Linked DNA regions of Homo sapiens: region 2 is linked to region 1. A link is a loop called in an ENCODE intact Hi-C map of the cell type or tissue named here. Cell type or tissue: Caco-2. All regions are shown on one strand.

The links. A loop is a pair of places that touch in the nucleus more often than their neighbours do. Peaks named below come from ENCODE experiments on the same cell type or tissue, not always from the same donor. Only the 100,000 strongest peaks of a DNase experiment are listed, where the experiment ranks them.
Region 2: it touches region 1 in a loop (12-fold over the local background); 1 of 110 quality-filtered maps calls a loop at or near these places.

Annotation. Positions count from the first base shown.
Region 1 is chr18:24,928,441-24,933,440 of GRCh38, forward strand. LINC01894 (long intergenic non-protein coding RNA 1894) reads right to left here. Exons shown (of 2, transcript NR_146903.1): 2 at 4,334-5,000. Among named protein-coding and RNA genes, the nearest start is that of LINC01894, 57 kb to the right of the region's middle. In Caco-2, no CTCF peak of the experiment used is centred here; DNase peaks (open chromatin) are centred at 2,451 and 2,751.
Region 2 is chr18:25,074,900-25,079,899 of GRCh38, forward strand. The region is part of intron 7 of ZNF521 (zinc finger protein 521); the gene reads right to left. Among named protein-coding and RNA genes, the nearest start is that of LINC01894, 89 kb to the left of the region's middle. In Caco-2, no CTCF peak of the experiment used is centred here; a DNase peak (open chromatin) is centred at 2,322.

The DNA.
Region 1 (5,000 bases):
TTCTCCGGGCTGATGCCTGTTAGCTGCAGGAAAATGCTAAAGCCAGAGGCAGCTGGTCTTCACAGAGGCTACAGCAGGGCAGAGTTCCATCTGGAGGAAGCTGGAGACCGACTGGGAGTTACCTCAAGACCAAAATGCTCCTTTCTCTTCTGCAGAACTAGCTGTGAAGATACCCAAGACCCAAAGCGAGATTTACAGCAAACAGGAACTAAAGAGCAGACGGCAGGTGGTAGCTCAGATGCCAAAGCAAGCCTCATTGCAGTTGAAGAGGGGCACAAAAATAGAATCGAATGTGGCCCAGAGTGCTTAGAGTGGGAAAGAAGATTCGAAGCCTCGGGACAGATCTGTAGGGGAGAGGGGGGGTGGAAATATTCTCCTCACTCACTTGCTCTCTCTCTCTCTCTGTCTCTTTCTCTCTCGCATCTGTGGTTGCTTAAACAAATAAACAAAACAAGATGGCTGTTGATGGACGGCTGTCCCCTGCACACCGACAGAAACATCTTCGTGCTAGGTTTGCCCAGCTGAACACATGCCACAGCTGATCCGTCTGTTGAGCAGGCCGCACACCACTGCTGATCAATCTTCACATGCCAATTATGTGATGTGGAGTGGGCTGGGAGGAGCATGCACAGGTGAGGGGGGCTTGGTGGAGGGAGAAAATCACTCTTGGGATTCTGCTCTGTGCCCCTGCTCTCGCCTTTGTCCCTGCTAGGAGACAGTGAGGGGACAGTGAGGGGTCCTCTCCTCCCAGCACCACACCATCTTATACGTAGTGCCCCACTAGACGATGTTTGGTGCCGCCTCCATCCACCTCTGAGGAGGGCCAATAGAATCCAAACATGAGAGCTTAGGATAGACAGGAGATTGGTTCCTGTTTGTGGCAGATGCAAATTCTGTCACCAGGCTGGAGAAAAGCCAGCCACTGTGCAGTCTTTTTGGGATTTGTTTGTTTGTTTGTTTGTTTGTTTTTTGCTCTTTTTTTTTAGATGGAGTTTTGCTCTTGTCGCCCAGGCTGAAGTGCAATGGCGTGGTCTTGGCTACTGCAACCTCCACCTCCCAGATTCAAGTGATTCTCCTGCCTCAGCCTCCCAAGTAGCTGGTATTACAGGCTCCCACCACCACCCCCGGCTAATTTTCTATTTTTAGTAGAGACGGGGTTTCACCATGTTGGCCAGGCTGGTCTTTAACTCCTGACCTCAGGTGATCTGCCTGCCTCAGCTTCCCAAAGTGCTGGGATTACAGGCACAAGCCACCGTGCCCGGCCTTTGTTAGGATTTCGACAGGGATAGAGATTCGTTTTGTGCCCTCTCTTTTCTTCTTCCCTACGAAAATAGGCACACCAGAAGCTTAACTCCCTGCACAGAGGGCTGGACTCTGCTGTCCTCAAGGAGGTCAACTCCCTTGGCAGCCGAGCCCCAGACATACTGATGGTGGTGTCAGTAGGGGAGTGGCCAGTTTAGCACGTGTGTGTGTGTGTGTGTGTGTGTTTGTGGTGTGTAGTCAACACATCTTCTCAATTTTTCGTTACCAGTTCAAGTAGCGGTCTGAGGGGCTCCCAGGGAAAGCTGGCAGGACCTAGCACATGAGAAGCCCCAGTGTCTAGATGGCAGTGTATGGAATGAAGAGCTCGTGGAAAGCCTGGGTTATGCTCCTGAGCCCACAGAGCAGCACACTCAATGCATTTCTAAGATTCTTGTCTTCTCCTCTCTAAACCAAAGCCTGCATAGCAACGGCAGAGGTCCTCTTGTCCTTCCTAAACTCAACTCTTCTTTCCTCTCCGTAAGCATTGGTTCATGCATCTTACTTACCTGCAGGCCAGAGTCTAGCCTGCTCTCCCTTCATAATCTCTTCCATCGCCTTAGCCAGAGGGACCTCTTCCTTCTCTCTATGCACTTTATTGTCTGAATATCTCATAGAATTCTGCTGCACACGATGTGGTTTGTGAATGCCACTAGATCATTACTCCAGTGAGTTCAAGTCCCTGTCTTGCACATTTTGGTGTTCCTGCACAGTGCCAATAATAGTGCTATTCAACTACTGGGCTTGAAATATATATTCACTAAAATGAGGGAGTTCTCAGGAAGTGGCAACTTGAAGATTTGCCCCTGCAAAGTATATGCCTCAAAAAAAAATATTAGCAACAAAGACCCTTACATGTATGCCACACTCCCTGCCTTCAAAGCTTCCTCAAGAACCAGGAAGTCCCGTTGACTGATCTGTTTCACAGTGGTTCCCTGGCCATTGCCCTCCTGCTGTGAAGCCACTGGAAACTTCCCTCATTTGCTATTATTTGTTACAGGCCCCAAAGTCAGAATCACTCATTGCTAAGTGTTGGTTTTCAGGCTCATGCAGAAGCATTTTCATTTGTGTCCTTTTTCATCTGACTCTTTAAACTAATCCTTCTTGACTTCAGATCTTTGCACAAACCTCCCGTGTCATCATCGGGGAGCTCTGGGCCCAGAGCAAAGGTAGGAGGCAAAAAGCCCCAAATCTGCACGTTTTATTTCATTGGTACATGTATTTAATCCATCTGCAAACTATTCATTGGATAGCATTGTAGGCTTCCCTCTCTGGGAACACTAAGGTATGTGTATTCAACAGTGGAAAATAAACATAAGATTTTATTACAAAGTGCCACTGCCGCTCCTGGCATGAGTAATTTGTGCACCTGCATTTTTAAAATGTTTCAAAGTTTTTCCCCTTGGTGGATTCCGTGGTAACACACATTAGCTTCCCGGCTGTCACAGCCTGGTTCTTGTAGGCCCCTGTGACTTCTGCCCATGCGATCCAGACGTCATTGTTTTCAGAGTAGATAGCAAACAAACGTGATGACTGCCCCTGTAAGCCTTTGAGAGTGCAGGTTCCTCTTTTGTCCTGATAAATGCCTTCCTCCCAAGAATTAGCAAAGCTATGGAGTGGCTTAATGCCAAATCCCAAGAGGTAAAGGACAGATTATCAAGGGAGGAATAAAAGTCAGGCTTTATCCCCAAAAGACATGGGGATGGTTTTAGAGACAAAAGCTGAGTTGATCCCTTCTGCCATGCTCTTTGCCTTGTAGTCTGCTGTTTCTTAAGCACAGAAACCAAGTCACTTGCAGCTCCTCACTGAGGTTCTCCAGCAAATCAGGCAACCCAGTATGATCTAGTCGGAACTGAGATGCCCCATTAGTGATGGAACCTGGCTCCAGGGAGCTTCAGGTTTGGAGAATGGTATGGAAGCATTGGAAGGGGAGAGCAGTATTACTTGGAATGGGACACAGCATCTTGGCTTTCTTTTATCTTTTCCTTTCTCTCTCTCTCTTTTTTTTCAATGATTCTGATTTTTGCAGGTGTCTAAAGTCAGCTTTGTGTACACAGTTCTAACTAAACAATTTCCCCTGTGATCTCTGTAATCTCCTGGAAATGTTCATTGATTCCTTCCAATGTCCCCCACAACAGCCCAGAAGACTGGCAATTTCAAGTCATCTTAGGCATGTTAATACTTTCTTAAAGTCATATTGCAGCATACTGCACACTTCTCCCTCAAACAGTGGGTCTCAGAGGAAGATGATAATGACCCACTGCTACATCAACTTGATCATTAGAGTTTCTGTCTCTCTAAGAAACATCAGGCAGTTAACTTGATCTAAAGAATATTTATTTATCTGTCCAATGCTGCAAATGGAGACAGAGAGAGCTCCACTGATGATAGAATCGCTGGGTGTGAAATCTTCATTGTTCAGTGTGATCGAGAGCAATGGAATGCTTGTTTCATTTAAATAATACCAAGTTTTCCAACACTACACACCATCTGCCTTGGGAGCTGCCTGGCCCAGGCACAGAATTTAATGTGTGTGGCATTTTTAATGGTTTAAATGCAAGTTTGTTCTGGTTTTAGTCCAAAGGGTGGTAGTGAAGTAGTAGGCAGTGTTTTCACTGCTGAGGCTCAGATTCTTCATTCTTGCTGTAGATGAGGCCTTCATTGGCCAACTGTCCATCTCTGAGCTTGACAGTCTAGGAAAATAATTTTCCAAGAATATATTTTTTTTTCTGGGAGAACAGGAAGAATCTTGCTTTGATATCCTCTGTGATTTTGTACACTAATACTTATAGTCAAGTCCCAAGTTTAAATTCTGGGAAACATTTCTCAAAGAATCCCCTAAAACTTTTGAACCAGGTTCTCTGATTAGTTCTGCCTTCCATGAATGTATGGACCATTGTCTAAAAGGAAAGACTCCTTGAATTGTAACTAAAACCAAATATAAAATGGACATGCACACACACACACACACACACACACACACACACGAGTTTATCTGGAGAGAAATCAAAGACTTATTTTGACAGAGACCTCTTGTGCCCAGGTTGCTCATGAATGTTATTTTGTGTAAAGAATACTAGAAGCAGGCTGGGTAACAACACGGGAAGTAAGTGCCACATTCATCTGTATTGTATAGTGAGTAGCATTTGATGATAAATATACCTTGTCTTGGATTCAATATTGCTTAGGCTCTGTCCACAGTTTTAGGCAAAGAAACTATTTGGACTAATTATTTCAACAATCCAGGGTAAGGATACTGTATCAGTATAAGAAACTCTAACTGTTCAAATTAACAGCTCTACAATTTCAGCACCTTAACAGAATAATGGTCTATTGTTCCTCCCACCCCTGTTTTAGTATGAGTTGGGGGTAGTGTAAGGCTCTGCACCATGAAGTCATTCAGGGATCCAGGCTCCTTCCATCTTTTGTCACCTCCATCTTTACCATGCAGTCACCAAGATAACCACAGAAAACTAAGAGAGAAATAGAATGTGGAACCTGTACCCTCACTCCTACTGTCTTGGTCCCAAAGCCCCTCCTCAGTACAAAAGGACTGGAAATGTAATCTGGGGCCAGTCTTTGCCACACCACATGCCATTGCCTTCATTACTAGATAGTTCATGTGAAAATATCCAGCTGCAATCATAGGGAATTGTTCCAGTTCTCTCCATCTCATTGTGTCTTGGAGCTGGTGGAAGGAA
Region 2 (5,000 bases), 150 kb after region 1:
TGAGAGTAATCTATAACCCTCACATCCTTAAATAATTTGCTACTCCAAGTTAATTTTAATTCATTACAATAAAGCAATATAATTAAAAAAATCTCTTTAAAGTGAAGTATTTAACATGATCCTGAAAGAAAGACAGTCCTGACTAACAGAGGGCCAGGCGGCAGGCATGGTGCAAACTCATGCAAATTCAAAGGTGAGCCGTAAACAAGAACACACAGCAACACTGCCATGCATAAAGGGCCAGGCAACGGGAGGCCTCATTCTAATCAGTCCTCAAAGGAACCTGCCATACAGAAGTGGCACTTATTCTAATTTAAAGCCCTCATGCTTGCTTCAGTGTTGCAAAATTTATAAAAGAATAACTTCATTAAACCGCCTGGCATTTCAAACACAAATGCAAACCAGCCACAACACAGAAGGAGCTGGACAAGAGGAAGAGAAATATTCCCAGAGAGTTGTTAGCTCAGATATTAAAATAGAGTCTGCATTGTGGTGCTTCTCTTTCCGTGCAACTTTCCTTCACCAATGACTCCTGCCACCGGGCTCTTTACTTCTGTCACAAGTCCTGTTGCTCCTGTGAGTTTGCTTAATAACACTGAAAATCATTCAAAGCGGTTTGGCGAGCCCAGTCACATGCAGAAATACATCTGGCAGTACATAAATGAACGCTATTCAATGTTCCTTGCCTGGCCTGCAGAGGAGATTGATTCTGAACACACCACTATTACAGTTCCCATTTACTTGGGTATATATTTCAGACTCACCTAAGTTGTTGAAAAACTAATGGAAGAAAAAATTTCTTCTCCTTAACCCTGGCACTCAAGAAAGAAAACAATAATAAGGGTTAAGTGGAAACAGTCTACTGAATCCACGCACGGCGCAGGAGAAAAGTTATTGTCACATCCTAAAACATATGCTTTAAAGGGAACTTCTTTTTCTCCCCTGAATCAGAGTCCTAGAAACGCTACAGAAAAATTACTTCAGGCTAGATTCCTAAGCTGCAATGCAGTGTGTGTCAGAACACACATCATTTCATGCTGAACTGTCAGCATATTTCTCAAAATCATTTTTTTTTGGAATGCAATGAAACGACAAATCTGGAAGCCTGTATAAAACCTCCAAGCCTCTGAGAAAGTATGTGTCACCCACAAGTTAAACTAAGCATCATGATCTTGAGAGATCCCAGTAATGAACCACTCCTTTCCTGCTCAGTGTTTCTCATCACCTTAGTGGGCACAAATCTGTGCTAAGATTTTGCTTCAGAGAACACAGTGAGCGTTCAAAAACCTCGAAAATGGTAATCCGTGGATGAATAAGAGGAAATGGCCTTAGGGTAAGTAAAAGGTGAATCTCTCCAAGGGTTATAAAAGAAAAAGACTGTTTATCCCAGTTGTTTTTCAGAATTCTGGAGTGGGATTCTTGCTGTTGGTTGGAAGAAAGACCTGTTACAGGGTGCTCAGACCAGGCTGACCGGAGACCAGTTCCACGCAATGGATGTGAAACTTAAAGTTGTCACCAAAAATTGCAGGATGATAGGAGTCATATTCTTCTTAGGGTAAACAAATATTGAAATGAATTATCTCTTATCCCTATGCAATTGTTTTATAGTGCTGGAAGCTTTTTATATCCAAATAATGCAATATTTTGGTGAAGGTAAGTTTGTATTCTTTTTTCTCTCCATGAATACAATCGAGCTAATCAGATGGAATGAATGAGCCAATTCACTTACAGGCAGCCTTTATTATATAATAAAATATGGATTATTGATCTTGTGGAGTTGGCAATTGCATGATGCAAATTCAGTGAAGGAAACCTCCAATATTGGAATTTGAGGCTATTTGTATTGACGCTTGAATCTACCTGAACTATTTTCACTTTTGAAAAACCATCAAAATAAAACAACACTAAAACTAATTAAACCCAGTGTTCCAAAAAGGACAAAGAAAAGTTAACACAGAGGCCTGGGATGGAAGGCTGGGATGGCCCCCTTATAGGGTATAATCCCTTGTTCTGTTCCAACGGAGGGAGAAGAAACAGGCAGGCTCTTTGGGCCTGTCTGTGGAGTAGTGAGTACAAACTTATTTGCTAGACCCAAATGTACTGCCTAGGCAGCTTGCTACAAATCCTACCCAGCCCTGTAATAAGAGTCAGTGTATTGTTGTGGCCCTCACACTTGTGAGGCAGACTTGTTTAAAATACAACACTGGGCTGTCCTAGCAAAATCCTTTCATCTCTTATCTCTTAAAAAATGCGGTCATCAGCCCGGGTTAGGAGACAGCTCTGAATACAAGGGTCACATGGCAAGGAAAGCCTACACAGCAAACACTGAAGGGAAGAAAGAACGTGAGCTATGTTATTCAACGTGTATTTACTCACCTCTGTTCTGCCTTCCCGTTCCCCTTATAAATCTGCCCCAAGATACGATGGCATGCTGATTGCTATTTGTGCTCTGCTACAAAGTCCAGGCCAGACTGTCTCCTGTATTCCTTATAAACTTCTCCCAGCTCTTCCCTACAGAGCAAGCACGCCCTTCCTTTTGACAGAGTTCACGTCCTCTCTACCTTTTTATGGGCCACATCCGCGTGCCCCCCACATAGCAGCACAACACAAACATGTGCCTTTCTCCTCTTATGTTTTTTTTAAGAGTAAAAACAGGCTCTGTGTTTTGGTAGGCATCCCTCCAAAGCATAGGTGAACGTCCATGCGTTATGTTTCCGAAAACGACGCCAATGAAAGGGAGGGATGAGAGATGCTAAACAATGCCGCACCAAAGTTGCAGACTGTTCGGCTACAGTCCAGAAAATGAATCCAATTTTTCATTCTGTCATTATAAATATTTCATTGCAAATGGTACTGATTTTCTGCAACTGTGGTTAAGCAGAGGGCCTCTGTGTGAATATTTAAGAAAAAAAAGAGGAAGACAACGAAGAAGAGGGAGGCGGGGAGAATTAAAGGTTAGCAACCAATTAATTTCTCACTTGAAATGTAAAAGATTCTGGGAGAAATTCAACAGTGATGTAGTGTGTGACTCAAAGAAGAAGAAAAAAAAAACATTTACTCTGCTCTTCTTCTGACAGTTTCTCATAAAATATCTGCAGTCCATCTATCTTTTAGTACTCCGGGCTCCTCTGGAGAGCAGAAAATGGTGGTTTAAAGCTCACTTCAGTGCCAGTCTGCGGGAGATGGCTTTCCACAGGGCCCCCGCTGATGGAGGCCTAGGGGAAGAGGCCCAGGAGTTATTCAATCAGCCCGAGACTCTGGGGCGGCTGGGGGTCCTTTGAGGGCTGATTATAAAGCTGCCCTCCTGTTGCCTGCCTCGGAACAGAACGAAATGAGCAGCCTCTTGCTGCGCAGATTCTGAAAGAAGGAATTTCACCTGTCATGGAGTTTGTCAGAATTTCAGGATTTATCTTGGTGCAAAATTAATAAAATACCAACCAGGATTTCAGGCTGACTACTCAGCTGTGTCATCTCAAAGTGATCTTTCACCCAAGAAAACCTGGACAGTGAACACGGCCATTCTTGCCCTACTTTTCCTTTGCAGGATGAACGAGACGATGTGACTAATGCCACCCAAACATCAGAATGAGACCGTGAGCCAATTACACGCGAGGCAGAATTATGCGTGGGTGCTGCTGTCTTAATGCATGACCTCTCACCCCGCCGCTGCAGTTCTAAAGCCCCTTTGGAATAAGTGGAGTCTAAGGCATAAAAAGGCCATTTCTGCAGCTTATAACACAGTAGGTCCCCTATGGCATCACATCTGTTAAATGCATACACTGGTATTTCAGACCCGGATTTGATTTATCTTTTAAAAGGAGTACTAACAATGGAGTATGGCAAGAATATATACTATGAAACGTTGCACATTAATCTTGGGTTGGCTATGAACGAGGTGCAGTTTCATCCTTTGTTTCAGCACACGCCCTCTGCATGTCCCATCACCTTCTGGGCTCCCAGCAGAAAGTGGGAGTGCAGAGGGCGGGGGAGGTGGGAGAGAACACAAAGGGATAGGACAGAGTGGGAACAAACCACCTATTTCTGTGACCCTCTGCCGGCTCTGGGCTGCAACAAGTTTGACCATCTTGGCTTCTTTCACTTTAGACTGTGGCTTGCATCGCACAAATCACCACTGCTCTTTTAAGTGAAGTTCTGTACAACCCAGGGGTTTGATCATTTTGAACTGAGACTTGGGTAGCTCCAAGGCAATTAGTTCTGGTCCTCAGAGTGGGTGGCATCGCATGGCAGATGGCGCCAGTGCGTGGGGTCTGGATTGGCGCTCATGCCACTGGTTGGCCCAGGCCAATGGACAGAGTGGGCAAGCAGTTCTCAGGACCTTGGTCTCACTCAAGTTCGACTTCCAGAACACTGAACTCAGGTTCAGCACAGGGTTGGTTAGTTTGGGTTGTGATGCACACCTTGTTTTGTGTCCCTGGCCTCCATCCACGCTCAGGCCATGGGTCCCTCTTACTCATCGATGATTAGCAGCACAGCCTCGGCTCTCGGAGTCAGCGACGGGTTTAAGGCATTGCTGCTTCTCTAATTTCTAATCGACATTTTCTAAATGAGACATTAAACAATGCTGTAATACATTCTCCCCAGCTCTTCCCCTAGTTAAATGACAATTCTGCTTTGGAGAACCAGTTTTACAATTCAGTAGCAGTCTGACTATACTAACACCAAGAGATCTCAGGAAAAAGTAAGAGAGAGAGAGAGAGAGAGAGAGAGAGTGAAAGAGAGAAGACAGCTAGGAAGTGAGCGCACAGATGGTGGGGGGGACGCAGGGTGCTCTCAGCAGGCTTCAGTGGAGATGCATTAACTCCACAGAGGGATAAGGGCTTCCCACCAGTACTGTCATGAATTATAACTGAGTATGGGAGTGAAGTCTTGGTGCCTGTCTCACAGCAAATATACTGTTCCATTTTCCTGCACAATCACCTTTCACCCTTATAAACTCAAAGCACAGCAAAGCACACTGCTGATATTTAATGGTATCACAG